Regions from separate parts of the Mus musculus genome. Here region 2 is linked to region 1. Evidence: chromatin loops called from intact Hi-C (ENCODE). Cell type or tissue: left cerebral cortex. All regions are shown on one strand.

Evidence for each region. Hi-C counts contacts between places; a loop is a spot of excess contacts. Peaks named below come from ENCODE experiments on the same cell type or tissue, not always from the same donor. Only the 100,000 strongest peaks of a DNase experiment are listed, where the experiment ranks them.
Region 2: a loop joins it to region 1, with 4 times the contacts of the local background. A loop is called at or near these places in 15 of 42 quality-filtered maps.

Annotation. Positions count from the first base shown.
Region 1 is chr7:105,629,489-105,637,488 of GRCm38, forward strand. Trim3 (tripartite motif-containing 3) reads right to left here and starts at 4,083. Exons shown (of 12, transcript NM_001285870.1): 1 at 3,889-4,083. It overlaps Arfip2 (ADP-ribosylation factor interacting protein 2), which reads right to left. Exons shown (of 8, transcript NM_029802.4): 6 at 7,633-7,790; 7 at 7,323-7,497; 8 at 4,713-6,905. The coding sequence ends at 6,750. In left cerebral cortex, no CTCF peak of the experiment used is centred here; DNase peaks (open chromatin) are centred at 3,014, 3,437, 3,814 and 4,165; H3K4me3 peaks cover 2,801 bases; H3K27ac peaks cover 1,999 bases.
Region 2 is chr7:105,563,110-105,571,109 of GRCm38, forward strand. Apbb1 (amyloid beta (A4) precursor protein-binding, family B, member 1) reads right to left here. Exons shown (of 15, transcript NM_001253885.1): 3 at 4,469-4,644; 4 at 4,319-4,375; 5 at 4,145-4,230; 6 at 3,974-4,037; 7 at 3,439-3,588; 8 at 2,942-3,069; 9 at 2,837-2,842; 10 at 2,424-2,538; 11 at 2,192-2,276; 12 at 1,863-1,946. Among named protein-coding and RNA genes, the nearest start is that of Gm39063, 13 kb to the left of the region's middle. In left cerebral cortex, no CTCF peak of the experiment used is centred here; DNase peaks (open chromatin) are centred at 440, 921, 2,521, 2,885 and 4 more places; H3K4me3 peaks cover 3,627 bases; H3K27ac peaks cover 7,536 bases.

The DNA of each region.
Region 1 (8,000 bases):
AGGACTTTACCCCCTTCCCTGTTAGGGGATTAAGGCTTTATCCAAAGTGCAAAGGAAAAGTTTGGTGGTAGTTGGTGGGTGGGGGTTAAGCCCAGAATGACAAAAATAGATTTTTGATTGTGTGTGGAAATACACAGGTCAAGAGTGGAAGTTTAAGAAACCAGCCTGAGGAGAGTGATTGGTTGCTAGGGTAGACCAAAATAATTTTCATAGGCAGAACCTGGTAACTGGTTGGTTTCATATGAAGAGACAGGGTAGGAGAAGGGATTAGAAAGAGTTACTAGTTTCTAGCTTAGAAACTGGAAGAGTTTAGATAACAAGTCCATTGTGGACCGCAATGACTCCACGGTGCCCACAGCACACAGCAGAAGTGAAACAGCCCAGCTGTTGGTTAGAAAGGCAACCCCCAAGTATTGGAAAGAGAAGACATGGATCTAGATGCCTTCGGTAGAGAAATATTTCTGAAGCCACAGTGAAGTGGATGACACCAGGGTAGAGCCTGCAACTCAGCCCCAGGGAGCAGCAACATTTAAGATAAAGGCACAGAACGCCAAGTCTGCAGAGAAGGTTGAGAAGGTATCAGAGACAGGAATGGCAGGAATGGCAGAGAGGAAGCAAAGATATCTAGAGGCCAAGGGAGAAGAGAGCTTTACTATCAAGGCAGTGATTGTCACTGTGAAATAGAAGAGAATCTGCGATTTAAAGACCACAGAGAAACCGCTCTAGCCTCAAGAAGTGTAGTTTCTGGGATCTGGAGAAGTCGGACTCAGAGTTAAGTGGATTTTGAACAGATTAAGACAGCTAGTGCTGAATGAATGAGATGCTGGACATGGGGGCGGGGGGGGGGGGGAGAGATGCTGGACATGGGGGCGGGGGGGGGGAGATGCTGGACATGGGGGGGATGAGGAGGGGAGGGATCTGCTTCAAAGCTCTTCAGTTTTTCCAGATTCTCAAGCATCCAAGCCCCCCACCCCCCATGTTCTCCTCCAGTCACACATTTTCACTGTGCAAGATTTACACAGCTGTGATCTGGAGGTGGCCACAGGTATTTTGTTGAGGTGTGTATGGGTGTAGGGAGTCAGCAAGGCTCACCTACTAAAAAGATACACTCCTACTCACCAGCCTCCAGGTATATTTGATCATTTGAGGCTCAGAAAAATAACAAATGTCTGTAGGTTGTAGCCTTTGGGCTTTCTCCAAAGGAGAAGAAACAATGGATGGGGGAAAGCCCTAGGTCCTGAGCAACCCTTCCCTTCCCAGAGGAGGGAAGTGATGAAATTCATATTACTAATCCTCCCCACTAATGCCTGACAGAGTAGGTACAAGAAATGTCCCTGGACACACTCTACAGCAAGCCCTTCATCTAGGAACCAGACACACAAAGTTGGATCAAGTGGCTCCCTACTTTGTTACCTGTGGGACACTGACACGCACATACATAATGACAAGGTGATAAGGACCATGAGACTGACATGTTCAAAATGCTATAGCAGGATGATTCTAACTTGGTGGAGAATGAAAACAAGGAAGAGATGTTTGAACTGGATCCTGAGTTTGATAGGTACCTTGGGAAAACTTCATGAAAGAACAGAAATATGAAACATTTGCAAACAGACTGAGTTCCATGGTTTCACGATCTAAGTCCCTCACTCGTGCCCCCGCCCCCACACTGCCCATTTCTTACATGTTTAGTTCATAGGGTTTTGTTTCAGGGTCTCTTCTCTGTTTACATACTCTGCCTGGGTAATCTCATTATTTGCCACAGTCTTAATTCTTACTCCATTCTAACAAGCTCCAAAGCCTTATGCTGAAAGGCTCCTTTGAACTCAAGACATATACATCTAATTGCCCTTCAAGACATCTTAGCCTGGATGATGAACAGGAATAGTTCCAAACTAAACTCCCTTCCTCCTGACCTTCTCCTCCTGCTCTGCCTCTCCTCTCTATAAAAGATGCAGCCATCCCCGGGCCTCATCAGCCAGAACCCAAGTCATCTCAACTTGGACTTTTCTCTCACCTCCGCATACAAGGTTGATGTAACCTTGATGCAAACAATTTGCTCAAGTTTAAAAAGTCAAGAGATGTATCCATTAGGGCTGGGGTCTCCATGACTCTACACTTGTGCATGCATTCACACACACACATATTGACAATAATAATCAAAGAAAACGAGGCCATCAACTTAAAGGTGAGCATGGGAAGGGTTAGTAGGAGCATAACTGGGAGAGGCTGGAGGGAGGGAAGGGGGGAGGCAAAGTGATGTAATTCCATTTTAATTCAAAACGTATTTCTTTAAGCCATGAAATTTAGGATCTAGTCCTGTCACTAACTCTACCACACAAGATAATATCTAAGCAACTTTTTACCCCATACCCATATTTGTAAAATGGGAGGAAGAGGATGGTCTTGTTTTCAAAAATCAAGGCTCCTTCAGACTGCAATGTGCCATGACTAGATCCTAATACAAACTACTTTGATGATTTGACTGCTAACTTCCATCACATGGTTAGGCATGTTAGAGAGTGCTCACAGGCGACCCCTCCTCTTGCTTTCCAAAATAAATGTTTTCTGAGATTGTCACCTTGGCATTCACTCTCAGGACTCTCCTCTATAGCAATCACATATCTTCTGAACAAAGGCGATACTATCCCACCTATGGTTCTTTTTTTTCTCAAGTTCCATGAGCAGAAATGCCACTGTCCCCTAAGCAGTTGAGCTGGTAACTACCATATAGAAAGTACTCAATAGATGCTGGTGACAGAAGAGTTATGTTTAAACTCTGCAGGTTCCTCTCAGCAAAGAGAAGCAAAATCAAAAGCAGAGACAAGACAAAGGAACAAAATTCCAAGGAGAGAGACCTCTATAACACAAGGTAGCTTCCCACAGTCTAAGCAGTTAAGAGGTAATATCACTGGAGGCATCCAAGCCGAGAGAGGCAGGGCACCTGTCAGGCCTGCCGCTCACATTCCCATTCTGCAGCAAACCAGACCCCTGCCTAGGAGATAGGCACTGATACGCTGCACAGTATGTCTGGAGACCTGGATAATCACTGCATCCACCCTGGAATCTCAGATCTTCCCTCTGGAGCAAGTCCTGGGTTTTAGCGGTCCGCATAGGACTCCCACACCAGGAACATGCACAGGGCCTGCCTTTTTTTTTTTTTTTTTTTTTTTTTTTGAAGTCAGAATGACCTCCCTGGGGTGCAGCCTGCCCTTCCAACCTGCAACCATCTGTCCCTGCAGATTTGTGGCCCAGGTTCTGAAACCAAGTGCAGGGGGAAGGAGGTGGAAACCAGGGAGGGGACAGGAGTCCTCCAGTCAGGGCCCAGGCTAAGGGAGAACTAGAGGGGTCCTTTCCTACAAGACACAGCCTCTGCAGGAAGCTTCCTGTCCAGCAAGCAGTGCCCGCAGTGGAGGAAGGATGTCCTCCATCCTGGCTGGTGGGCTTCTTGGTGCCTAAGGAGGACGGAGAAGGGAGCAGGGGTGGAGGAGTCTGCACTCAGGAGAAAGGAACCCTTTGGACGAGCGGGGCCACAAGATTCCAGAGTGCCAATCAGCAACCCCACCCACCCACCCCCAACACCATCGGCCGCAGCTTTCGGTACCCTCCGCCAACACAGAGACTCCCAAAACCCGCGCTCCTAAAATGAACCATCACCCATCCACCCGCGCCTCCCCCCACCACACAGCCCGCAAACACGGACCTCACGTGAGCAGCCACAGCCCAAAGAATCCCCCGCTGCTCTCACAGACACGGACACGCCTCACGTGGACAGAGACAGGAACAGCTTTTGAAAAGCATCCGCGCCCCCACCCAAAGACGCTCGGACCCACACACCGCCGCTAGCACCAGGACCCGCACCCCGATACACAGGTGGACCAGACGCACCCTTGGGGCCCGCGCGGCGCACTCACGGCGTGGGAGCAGGATGGGAGGGCAAGGCCCGGACTGCAGCCACTCGGAGCGGCCCGCAGCGCTGCCCCCGCTGCCAGCGCCCGTCCGCCCGGCCCTGCCCGCGGCGCCGCCCCACGTCCCGCGCCTCCGTCTGTCCCCGCGCCGGCGCCGCTGCCGCTGGACCCGTCGCACAGGCCGGAGGGAGGGGCCGGGGCGGGGCTGCGGACCGGTCGGGGGAGGGGGCGACTCCGGAGCCGAAGGCCCGCCCCAACCACGCCCCCACCTCTCAGACCACGCCCGCCAGCCCCTCCGCCCTTGCGGCTCTTGGCTCTCCCTCTGCGGTGCGGTTTGGAGCTGGCAAGCGGATCCCGGATCCTAGATCCTAGATCCGGGATCCTCGCCTGCTGCCTCTGGCTCACGAGGCCTAAGGGCGAGGGTGAGTAGCTGAGGTCTGATAGTGGCACTTGATGCCTTCAAGTAAAAGCAGCTAGAACCAGCTTTAGTACTCCGAGAGTCCGTTCCTGCTGCTTCTGGTCGCTCCTTCCTGGGCTTTCCCGGAGGCTCCTGTGAAATCTGCTAGTTTGGTTTCCACTGAGCAAGAGGGAGGGGGACCACCTGTACCTCAACCCAGAACTCTAGGAGAAGGGGTTTGCAGGCCAAGTGGGAGACTTCTTTTCGGTTTTAGGTTCCTCAGGTGCCGCCTGAGGAAATTTGGTTTAGACCATCCAGCGCGACTCCTTCCTTACACCAAAGACCCAGAGCAATTCTCAGAATCATTGCATTATGGAAAAACAGCCTAGGTACAATACAATAAAAACTGTACATTAACAGGGACTGAGTGTTTATTACGTGCCAGACAGAGCTAATCACTTTACATACATTATCTCATTTAATACGCATAACCGTAATCGGTAGCTGCTTTTATTAGCAGCTTTACAACGGAAGGAGCGGAGCGAGCTTATGTTCCCCAGGCATTAATCCTAATCAGCTAGAAAATGGTGGAGCCATGTTTGGGCTCTGCTTTCAGGTTCTGTCTCCAACCATTTGAAGATTCAATGCCCTTACAACAAAAATCCTCAGTGGCCCATAAAGTAGGGGGCTAATAAGAGAACCAGCACCTCTAATAATCAAGGCAGACAGCTGACTACATAAAGGCTAATTAAAGCCCCAGAAGCCTGGCTGGGGATTGCAGTTATCACTGACAAAGAGTCAAGTCAGAGTGGTGTGCACCCTGTGCTGTGGGAACCTGCTGACTGGGTTGGTCCCCTTTCTCCACCCTCTAGAGGGGACAGAATGCTGAAGAAGTCTGCAGTTGTCTTTGGACCTGTAGTTGACCGCACTCAAGCCCTGTCTAAAGTGCTGCTGGGAGTTTTCTTGTGATTTCTTATACAATTAAGGTTTGACTTCAACAAGAGCAGTGCAGGTTGCAGCAGGTGCGGTGAGAATGCCTTTATCTCTGCGGTAGCTACTCACTGGATGTGAAGGAGCTCAGGCAGGGTTCATGCTTAGAGTGACAAGCAAGGGTCACTAGGCTACCCAATAGTCCAGGAAGTATGTTCTCTACACTTCGCTTCTCCCGTGCTGCCAGACCTCTAAGAGGTTTCTTAGTTCCATTTCTCCAAAGATCAAGTCTGCCTCTTGTCTCTCACCCACTTAATTTTTCATTCTGGACTGAATTCTTATTCAGACTTTATGAGCATTGGCCTTTCTTCCTCAGCTGTTCGCTACTTACTTTTCAGATCTCAGCTTTTAAACTGGCATCGCCATCCCTACCTCAGTCTAAGCTAGATGCCCCTTATCTGGTGCTCCCACTGCATCTTGTATCCTAGCATTTCTCATTGTATTGTAGTTGCCTGGTTACTTGTCTCTATCCCCCACTAGGCCTTAAGCACTGTGAGCAGGGACTGCGTTTTATTCACTGATGTTTCCCCAGGGCCTAACGCAGTGCCTGGCAAATAAAAGCACTCAGTAAACATCGGCTGTATGATTGAATGCATGATGGTTAGCCGGCCCAACCCCCTCTGGACCCTATGCTCTTCAGACACATAGATTGCCTTGGTGCTAACGGGAAGAGAAAAATAAAGCGTTGGCTCTGAAAGTGAGGGGCATCAGGCCTTCGGCAGCTTCTCAAACTTAGCTGCAGCTCTTCTGAATTCATAGGAACTGAATGCAAGATTACTGGGCATTTCTTACCAATCCACCCTCCTCTAGTCCCCCACAAATTGACCTCACTGGGCCTGCTTTTATGAAAGGTTTATTCCTAGTGCTAGAACCCAGTCTTCTGGGGTTCTAAGCACAGTTCAACTGGGTGGGTGGATGAGGGGAGGGCCCATTCAGATGCAGGGCCACAAATGCAGCTCCCCATTATCCCCACCCCTTTGGTCCCAGTCCCCTTCTCTGCAATGGACACACATTGAGGAGGGAACAAAGGGTACTGGAGGCAACACTATTGGCCCAGAGGAGCCCAAGAAGAGCTGCCATTGGCTGACAGAACCTTTTGAGGTCCTGTCTTTGGTCAGGGGCACATCCCAAGAGCTGGGGATAGGCCTGAGGAGTGATGCCATTGGCCAGGGAGTGTTTTGTCATAGCCTTTGGCTGTGGAGTGAAAGGAAAAGATCTGGGAATGAAGCCCAGTGGCCAGGAAGATAAAGGGCAGGACAGCAGCTTCTGGGCCTACGGGCCTACGGGCCTCTTCAGACCACAGCAGTGGGCAAAACTGGTGTCAGACCCCAGTCAGAAAAAACGAGCCCAAGCCAGCAAGTAAGTGGCAAAGGACATCCCATGTCCAATCTCCTCCACCCTGGGGCTGCCCCGCCCAGTGTCCTTCTTGATAGCCAAGTTGGGCTGGGAGCTGCTCACTGCTCCTCTAACCAGGAAGGCTTCTCGGCTCCTGGAGGCCGCAGCTTGATGTTGAACTGCTGAAGAGTCTGCTCCAGCTGTTTCTGGTTCCCAGCGAAGTAGGCAGACACGGCATTGTGGAAGAGCAGCAGCTGCTTGTGCATCACCTTGATCTGGGGGCCCAGCAGGGTCAGCTAAGGCTAGACTCAGGCACCCTCAGGGAGGGGCTACAAGCCTAAGCCCAGACACAGTCCAGAGCAAATAGACTCTGCTGACAGTGTTTTGGGGTAGGGAGTTTTCAAGAAGTCAAAAGAGAAGGGGCAATATGAAGAAAGAAACCTGACTTAATCTGCTGGGTTTAGGGTTCTGGAACCCCAGCCAAGGGGCAATGTTTTTTTCAGTTATGCTACTGGGACTAGAAGCCAGTGATGAGGAGGGTGAACTGAAAGTGCTCAGGTTTCAAGGGGCTAGGGGAACAACCCACTCCCTAGCCAGGGGCAGCTCCGCACCCAACAATCAGAAGGGTCTGAAGGGATAGGTACTGTGTCTTAGGACTTAGGTGACTTAGGACCAAGGGAGTAGGGCAGCACCTTGTTTTCTTCCAGGAACTTCAGCTTGATGGCCACATCTCCCCGCAGCTTCTCATATTTGTCCCGATGGGTCTGGAAAGTGGCCTGGGCACTCTCAAGTCGACCACGAGTCCCTGCATCCCGGGGCCCTAGGCTCAGCTCTTCTAAGTCTGTCCGGTAGGCATCATATTCCAGCCTGGGAAGGGGGTGATAAAGGCTGGTCTCCACCTCTTCATCCACACTCATATTTCCTTTCCTTTCTGAATCTGTATGCCCCTAATGTTTGCATTTTCACCCATGCCAGCCAACTTCCCAAACCGTGGGCCCACACCTGGCAGCCTCATACTGTTTGACAGTCATGAGTGTGTCTTCCATGGTCTTGGTGACCAGTGTGTTGATGCTAGAGACAAAGAAGTTCACAGCCCCTAGCAGCGTCTCCCCATTCTTGCACAGCAGCTTTTGTGTCTCTGCATTATAGCCAAATTCCTCCTAAGGGCAGAAGGGAGGCACAGGCATTGAGTAACACTCCTTACCTGACTGCAGCTGTAGAGCCCTTCATATCCCTCCATCCCAAAGAAGAAACAGCCATCAAAACTACAACAACCAGACTGCCTCTAGCAAGGCTCTCTTAGCCACAAAGTTAGTAGGGTCCCTTGGCGATGCCTGAGGTAAGAGTGTGGGGAGTACGAGTTCTTAGGT
Region 2 (8,000 bases), 66 kb before region 1:
GCCACCACTGCCCGGCTTCCTCCTCCATACTTTTGATCAGCTATTTCTACAACCTAGTGATGCCCAAACTTCTATCTCATGCAGATATTTCTGCTCTTAGCTACGGACAAGACCTATGAACCCAGCTACCAACTTGACTCTCCCATCCTTTCTCCAAAGGCACTTTGAATTTGGCATATTTAAAACTGAACCAAAACTAACCTCTCGCCAGTGTCTGCTACATTTAGAGAAAGGCACCACTATCCCGTTGGCACTCAGCTATGCAGTCCAAGTGCTCCTTAATGACTCAAGTCATCCTTAATGCCTTTGCTTCTTGCCCTACTGTCAATCAGTCACCAAAGCCTACTGACTTACACTCCTTTCAGCCTGCTGTTGTCTAAGACACTCTCATTACCGACTACTTTGAAAAGCAAGCTCCTCCTGCATGTCCTACATCTTCTTGCACCCACTCAACATCTTTCTTCATGGTACAGCCAAAGCAAGCTTTACTGTATTCAAATCTGCTCAAGAAGACTCCTGAAGCATACATGTATGGTCAAATGTTCCCTCAAAAGCCCACGTGTGAAAACCACATCACTGTCTTAAGCCTTCTCTTAGTGCTTTCCTGGTGCCACCGTGTCCCCTGCTCTGGAGCCTCACACACCATCTATGCAGCTGAGAGTGACCTTTCCTGGTCACTCTTTCCTGGTCTGGCTGATCTTCATCTAGCTCTAACACATCTACTGCTATTCATATTTCTTAGTTCATATGACACTCTCACAGGAAGGCTATGTTTTCTTTCTTTCCTGTTTTTACAGAGTGGGGTGGGTCAAGGAAACTGGTTTTTTTTTCTGTAGCCCTAGCTGGCCAGGTACTCACTTATAGCTCACCTACTTGCAGCCAACCTGTTTCTGCTTCCCAAGTTCAGGGATCATCAGTGCTGTCACCATGCCAGGCTTCAGAGGAAGCCTTCGCTGGCGTCCTAGACTGAATGAAGAGCTTTTTCGGTATCTTGCTACTTCCTTTCTATAAAGGACTTGATTTATTATGACACTTATTTGATTTGGCCTGATTATTCTACTGTAAGTTCCCATAAATTCCACGAAAGCCAGGCTGTGGCCATTGTTTCCCAGGGCCCAACACAGGACCTGACACAATAGGTTTCAAAGGTAATTGTTAAGTAAATAAATAAAAAAAAGTCAGGTACTGTGAAAGCGTGCTCTCTTGCTTCATCCACTATAAACAGGTATTACTGTAATGGCAACATGTAGGACTATCAAGAAGTGATGAGGTATAACTCATGGTAGAATAGTTGACTTACACATCTGAGGATTTGGAGTTGGTCTCTAGTACTATGTGTGCATGTGTGTGCCAGCAAAAAGTGCATGGGCACATGCATGTGCACGTATATACAACACACACACACACAAATAAAATAATATATTAAAAAGTCTATGCTTTTACAATAGTGAAACCTATGTTAATTATGCTTACAGAGTCCTTCTCGGGATGCTCGTGGCTCACAATGAAGATGGTTGTATTGAACCCAGTGCCAGGCTAATGCCTGGTGTCTCCAGCCACCCAAACACCTGCTTCCCAAACCCAGGAAAGCTCTCCCATGGAATCAGGGATAGGGAAAGAAAGCCTCCCTCTGTGCCTAGCTCAGCACTAGTCTTGTGATAGATGTTCACTGAAACATGCTCACTGGAGCTACAGGCAGGACACTGGACAAGGTTGGCACAGAGGTAGATGGAATGAATTGTGAAAGGCAAGGCGATGCCACAGATGAGACAATCCAGGAGAATAAACCCAAGAAAGCCCAGGGTGGGGGACAGAGCACCGGGACTGAGGGGGCTGGGTCCCTGAGGGAAGGGGACACATACCAACAGGTTTAGCAACTGGCACATTTCCCAGGTAATAGACTTGGAACTTCTGCACCAGCTCATTCTTTGGTGCTGGGAATTCCACTGTGAAGAGAAAAAGAGGTTCAACTGCTCTCCTAGCTTGCAACACCAGTGCATGAACTCTGCATTTTCCCAGCCAAATCCTCACCCCCACTTCTCCCCTGCCTCTTTCTAAGCTTGTCCACTTATGTACTGTAAAGCACCTATCTCCACGTGCCCATGCCTGCCCGAGAGCCTGTGCCTCTTCTCAGGTCACCTCACCTTAACGAGCAAAGCTGAGCTGGGCCTTGTGAGGCTGCGGTACTCACCTTGGAAAGGGACATCCACGAGTTTAGAGTGGTCTAGGGAGAGTCCATTGACCAAGCAGCGAGCATTGCGCCGTTCAGACATGATCTGAGGAAGGAATGGGGGGGGAGTGTGCTCTGTTAGAACTACATTGGCCCTGAAGCCCCCACCTCACTACCCACCGACTCAGCAGCCCTACCCACACCCTTCTAGAGCAAAGGTGACAGCTAGTTAAGGGAGTGGAGGGGGCCGTGCCTTGGAGCAGATCTCATGCAGGCTGGTGGCGATGTTCTTGGCAGGTGCCTCACAGCGAAACACGTGGCACTTGAGCATCTGGGTCAGCTTATCTCGAGCTACGTAGGCAAAGTCCCTGTTGGGGGAGGGTCACCTCAGTGTCTCCTAGAACCATCAAATGCCATGCCTGGCCACCGTCCCACCCACAACCTCCCTGTCCATGACAGCCTACAGGGTTTGGCCCTGGTGTTCTGTAGGTTCTGCCTTAAGGAGCTGGGGCGGACAGAGAGGCAAGCATGCTGAGGTGGGGGACAATGCCCAGCACAGCGGGTGGGGAAGGGACAGGGCACACAGAAAGGGAGCCTTGGTGCTTCACAGCATCCAGTCTAGGTGTAGGAGGAGGAGGCACAGTCAAAGCAGACGGATGTTAATACCTCTCTCTGGGTCCGGCAGCACAAGAGAGCCAAAGAACAGATTAGACAAGAGAGCTAACTGCTAGATGGATGAGCCTCCCCCACCCTAGAGACTCCCATGCCCACCTTCCACTGTCCCGCCCAACGCCCCACACACGAATGCTGACGATGGGCTGTGCATGCAGCAGCGTCTGGTTCTGTGGCTCCACCAACTTTAGAGTCTCGTCCTCCAGCTGGAGCAGCAGATCCTTTCCCTGCAAACCCAGGAGGTGGGACTCAGTGGTGCCCTAGTGGGAGGGTGGCAGATCTCTGCCTTCTCCAGCTCAGGGGACACTGGCCACCACTGGGGAGAAGCAGGGCTGACTTGGCTGTCAGATCATCCACCTTTGGGCCTTAGTCTAATAAAGGTTCTTCCATGACTCTTATCATCCCCATCACTGTTAAGCAACCATTTCTCGGGATGCCAGGCTGGGGTTACACATCCATCCCTCAGAGATGCTCCTTAAACCAATATCCACTCCCATGTCTCCACCAGCCCTCCCTGAGACTGGTCAAATCCTCCATATCTCACAATTCCCTGCACACTCCCAGGGTACCACCACCACACCAGTTCAGGCCCTCACCTCTCCCCAGCCCCCAGCCATCGGATCATGTAGATTGTTTTTGTGGTAGGAGAGCTGGCGGATACAATTGTTGACTGCCACACTGCTGCGTCCTGGGGCCAGCTCCTCCTCGGTCATCTCTACCCAGCCTAGGGAGCGCACAGCGAAACACTGCCAGACACAGAAAACAATCGGGGTAGAGATCTGAGATGGAACTGGAGGTACCTTGGGGCACAGGACAGAGGAGCTCCTGACCTGGCACATAGAAAGTGTGAGACAGTCTGAACTTAGATGTAAGGTCCCCAAACAAGACATGGTCAGTAGAGATGCCTGTGGATCTAAGCCTTGAGAGTCCTCAGAGGCCCTTGGGCCAACTGAGTTAAGTACAGAAGCTGTCAGAAGACAGTTCAGCTCATACACACATCCTTGCCTGAAACTGGGAAGAACTCCTTGTTTGGGAGCTTTGCTGAGCCCACAGACATCCTCAAAGCACAGCATAAGGCCTGTCCTCCACACAAGGGACTGCTTACAGAATGGGTGCTGGTCTTGAACAAACCTTGATCCCTGGGTTGGCATTCCGTTGGGACAGCTTCTCTTCCTCCTGGGGAACTGGTTCTGGGCTGGAGGCAGATGGGAACACTTGACACAGCACCTCTATTTTTAGAGTTCTCCCAATACCCGTTCTACATAGACCCAGTCTAACCGTAGTCTGCTGCATCTGACTCACCTGAGGCTCTGAGCTGGGAAGGACAATGTCGCCTCCTCGGGGTCCTTCAGTCCCAACTCCATTGGGGCCTCCTCACTGGGTTCATCCTTTGAAAAGGGATTGAAGAATCAGGCCAAAATGAAGCCCCTTCTCCCACCCCCGCACCCCCAGAGTGAAGCTGGTTCCTTCATTTACCTTCCAAAACTCTCCTTCCTCAAAGCCTTCTTGGTGAGCAAAGCCAGTCCAGGTGAGCTGAAGGAGGAACAGATGTAGGGTGGGAGTTTCGCCCTGTTCTAGAAGACAGACCCTTCCACCCCTGGCATGGAACAAGCCATTGAGTCTCACCTGGGACTCTTCTTGGGGGCTGCTCCCCTGTGAGGGGGAGGCCCGGCCTGGGGGTTCCCACTGGGTGGTCCCTGTTGGGATGTGCCAGTAGTAGGTCCCTGAGGTGTCCTGTACCCTCATCCATCCAGCCGGTAGATCGGAATCCGTCTCGAAAGCGTTGGGGTTCCAGAAGGAATCTGCCAGGTAGGAGGTTCAGTGAGGGTCAGCCCACCCAACAAGCAATCAGATGGCCCATCCCCGTCCCAAGACCCCATGAATGAGAAGGAGTTGGGGAAGCGACATTATAGTTCCTGCTTGCTTCTAGAGCTGGCACTTGAGTCACCATATTGGGAGCCACCAGTGGGGAGCATGGCTCAGGTCTCCTCCTGGGCCCTGCTGCTGCCTACTGTGGCCACATGGAGAGAAAAAGAAAGCAGAGAGGAAGGAGGAGGAGAGGAGATAGAATGACCCAGGTCACCTCATGTATCATGCATAGCCTATGTCTAGCTATAAAAGATACACACACTGCCAGCTCCTCCACACATCCACGTGCACACGACCCACAATATATGTAAGCCCCACCATACACCTGTGCAGCCATAAACTGCACAGCGCACAGAAAATTCTGGAAGGCATCACATACAGATATGCTTGTGAGTTCAGGCACAAGTTGACATAGCAACACCAGTTACACACTTGTGTAGAGCTATGTGTGTGTGTATATATATATATATATATATATATGCCAGTCCTACCAACAGGTGTGTACATACAACATTACCAAAACCTCCCAACATATATGTGAGTACCACATGCACATGCAGGTGGGGAAACACTCAGATACAATATATTATCAACCTATGCTACCGGTGTGCAGATACTAGACACACACACACACACACACACACACACACACACAGAGTCCGTATCTGTGATATATACCCCTCCTCTCCTAGATCTACAGCGCTCCATCCATTCCTGTCCCCGGACTATATGCCAGCCACTTCTGCTCTCTTTGCTAGCCCCACCCCATATCACACCCGGCCCCATGGTGCCCCTCACCTGGACTGTTGTCCTGCAGGATGATAGCCAGGAAGAAGTCCTGGGAGAACATGGCGCTTACTCCCTGCCCCTCCTGCCTCCACCCTCCCTCCTCACATCCCCTCTAGCCTAGCCAGCTGGGCTCACAGCCTGCTGCTGGGCTGCAGAGAAAAGCTCATCCCGCCCCCTTCTCACCAGGGCAGAGCGTCTGCCAGGCAAGATCCTCCTCCGCCTGGAGTTCTCGAGGGAGGGGCCAAGACCACCATACTAAGGAACCTCCTTGGGGGATGGAGATGGGTGAGGAAGAGGAGCTCATGAGACCCCAGCTCTTCTGCTCTTCTTTCCTTAGCCAGGTTTCCCTCCCCAGTCCCGACTCTCCACCCCACCCTCCAGTGGTGACATCAAAGCCACAGTTAAGCCAGTCTTACAAACACCAGGAGGCTCAGCCTCTTGGGAATAGCTCAGCCACCTGGGGCCCTGCAGAATCTATAGGACTCAACATAAACAGGGTGTGGCTTCCAAACCCTCGGGGATCCTTCTCCTAGCTAGACTATCCAGCACTTGCAACTAAAGGGTGGCCTTTGAGGGCCTAAGCCCTAGCAAGCTGGAGGATTTGAGGCTTCCCAGCACCACCCCCCTCACCTGCCAGGGCCCAGCTAGGCTGCAGTGTCTCCTCGGCAACCGCAGCACCGGGATGGCTGGGAGTGCCCAGACTGCTGACGTGCTTCCCGTTACCAAGGAAACCAGGAATCCTGACTGGTCCAAGAGGCAGCACTGAGGGACAGGCAGTCTCAAGATCCAGGCTGCTGGGTACTAAAGGCACAGAGGGGCTGGGAGTAGGTCTGCCTATGCCAAGGTGTTTCCCCACCTAGCATGAGTTATTCGACAAGGAGCTTCTCCATCCTCAGCCTGCAAATGAGGTAAGCCCACAGGCACCCAATGAAAAGGAGCTCTTTTTGCCCATCTACCTGCTAGGCAGCCATCACTGTGTCTCCACCCTCTACTATCTGACTCTACTGAGGCTCAGCAATCATGTGTTTTCCCCCAGATCCCCTCAGGACTTTGCCGCTAAAACCTTCCAGGAACACTAACCCCAAGGGCCCTTGCCCTCCATAGCCTGCCTCATGGTCGGTCAGGCATTTCTGGAATCTGGGGGCCAGTTCACTGTTTCCCCTGACTGAGTCAAGCACACACACACACACACACACACACACACACACACACACACACTGATCCATCTGCCATTTCTGTCAGCCTGTGCTTTCCTGCTTCAAAAAGCTTCGTCCTTCCGATCTGTCCTGGAGGGGGCAGCTCCTCACCCCCCTGACCATCTGGGAGGCCCTTCTGGAGCTTGGCACATCTCTCTCCAAGCACAGCCCACCCGGGGCCTCTGCTTCCATACACACGCACTAATAACACAACCGTACACTCTCCTGCAGGCACTCACGTGAATCCAAATATCCCCATGGCCCTTTCTTCATTCATCCATGAATGCCTTAGTGGCTTAGGCAGGCAAACTACTTTGCTGATGCTCTCTCTCTCTCCTCCCCTCCCCCCTGCACCACATCATTACTACAGACCAGGCGACCAGCATGCTTTAATCTGGATTACGGCAGAAGCCTCTCAACTGATTTCCTTCTGTCTCCACTACAGGCTGCACACTGTAGCCTGAATGATTCTTAGGAGACGCCAAACTAATCAGGTTACTCTCCAGCTTAATGCTCTTAACTGCTTTCTCATTACCTTCAGGACAAAATCCAGACCCCTCCACAGGTTTTATGTGCTGCTAAGAGCCCCTAGCTTTCTGCCTCTCAGCCTTGCCTCTGACAATTCCCCAGATTGGGTTCACTCCACCTTCAGACAAGCACAAAGGGAACTCTCATGACCGACCCTCTCCTCCAGACTCTCTCAGGCAGGGTACCCTCCTAATGATCCTCTACCAACCCACTTATCATCACTGATTGTGAGTCTATTTCTGTTTCCCCACTGTGAGTACCGAAAGGGTAAGAACATCTTTGGCCTTTCTTACACATTCTCAGCGTCCAGGACAAGGCCTTGCTCAGAGTGTAACTCCAACATAGGTAATGACGTTCATTCATTCATCATTCATTCACAAAAATCACTTAATTCACACAGTTCATTCAGTCAACAACTGCTTCGTGGAGATCCTAAAATGGGGAGAAAACCAACTTCGGTTCCATCCTACCCCATTTCTACTGAGCAGAAACCCACCACCTGCAGTTCTCATGGCAGAAGCAACACAGACAAGAACATTCCTCCCCTTGGGACTGGCCTAACGCCTGCATCCAACAACTCCTAGAATCCACCAGGACTACTTTGCTGAGTCTCCTCTCACCCCTCCCATGGCCTCCCTGAGATCACTGGCCATACCCAGCACACCCTTAGTTCTTCTGTTCTGCTACCCTCCCACCTCAAAGGACCAGAACATAGCTATCAGCGATGACTTCAGGAGCCACTAAGCAACCAAGCCCCTGTTTGGCCAGTGAGCCCC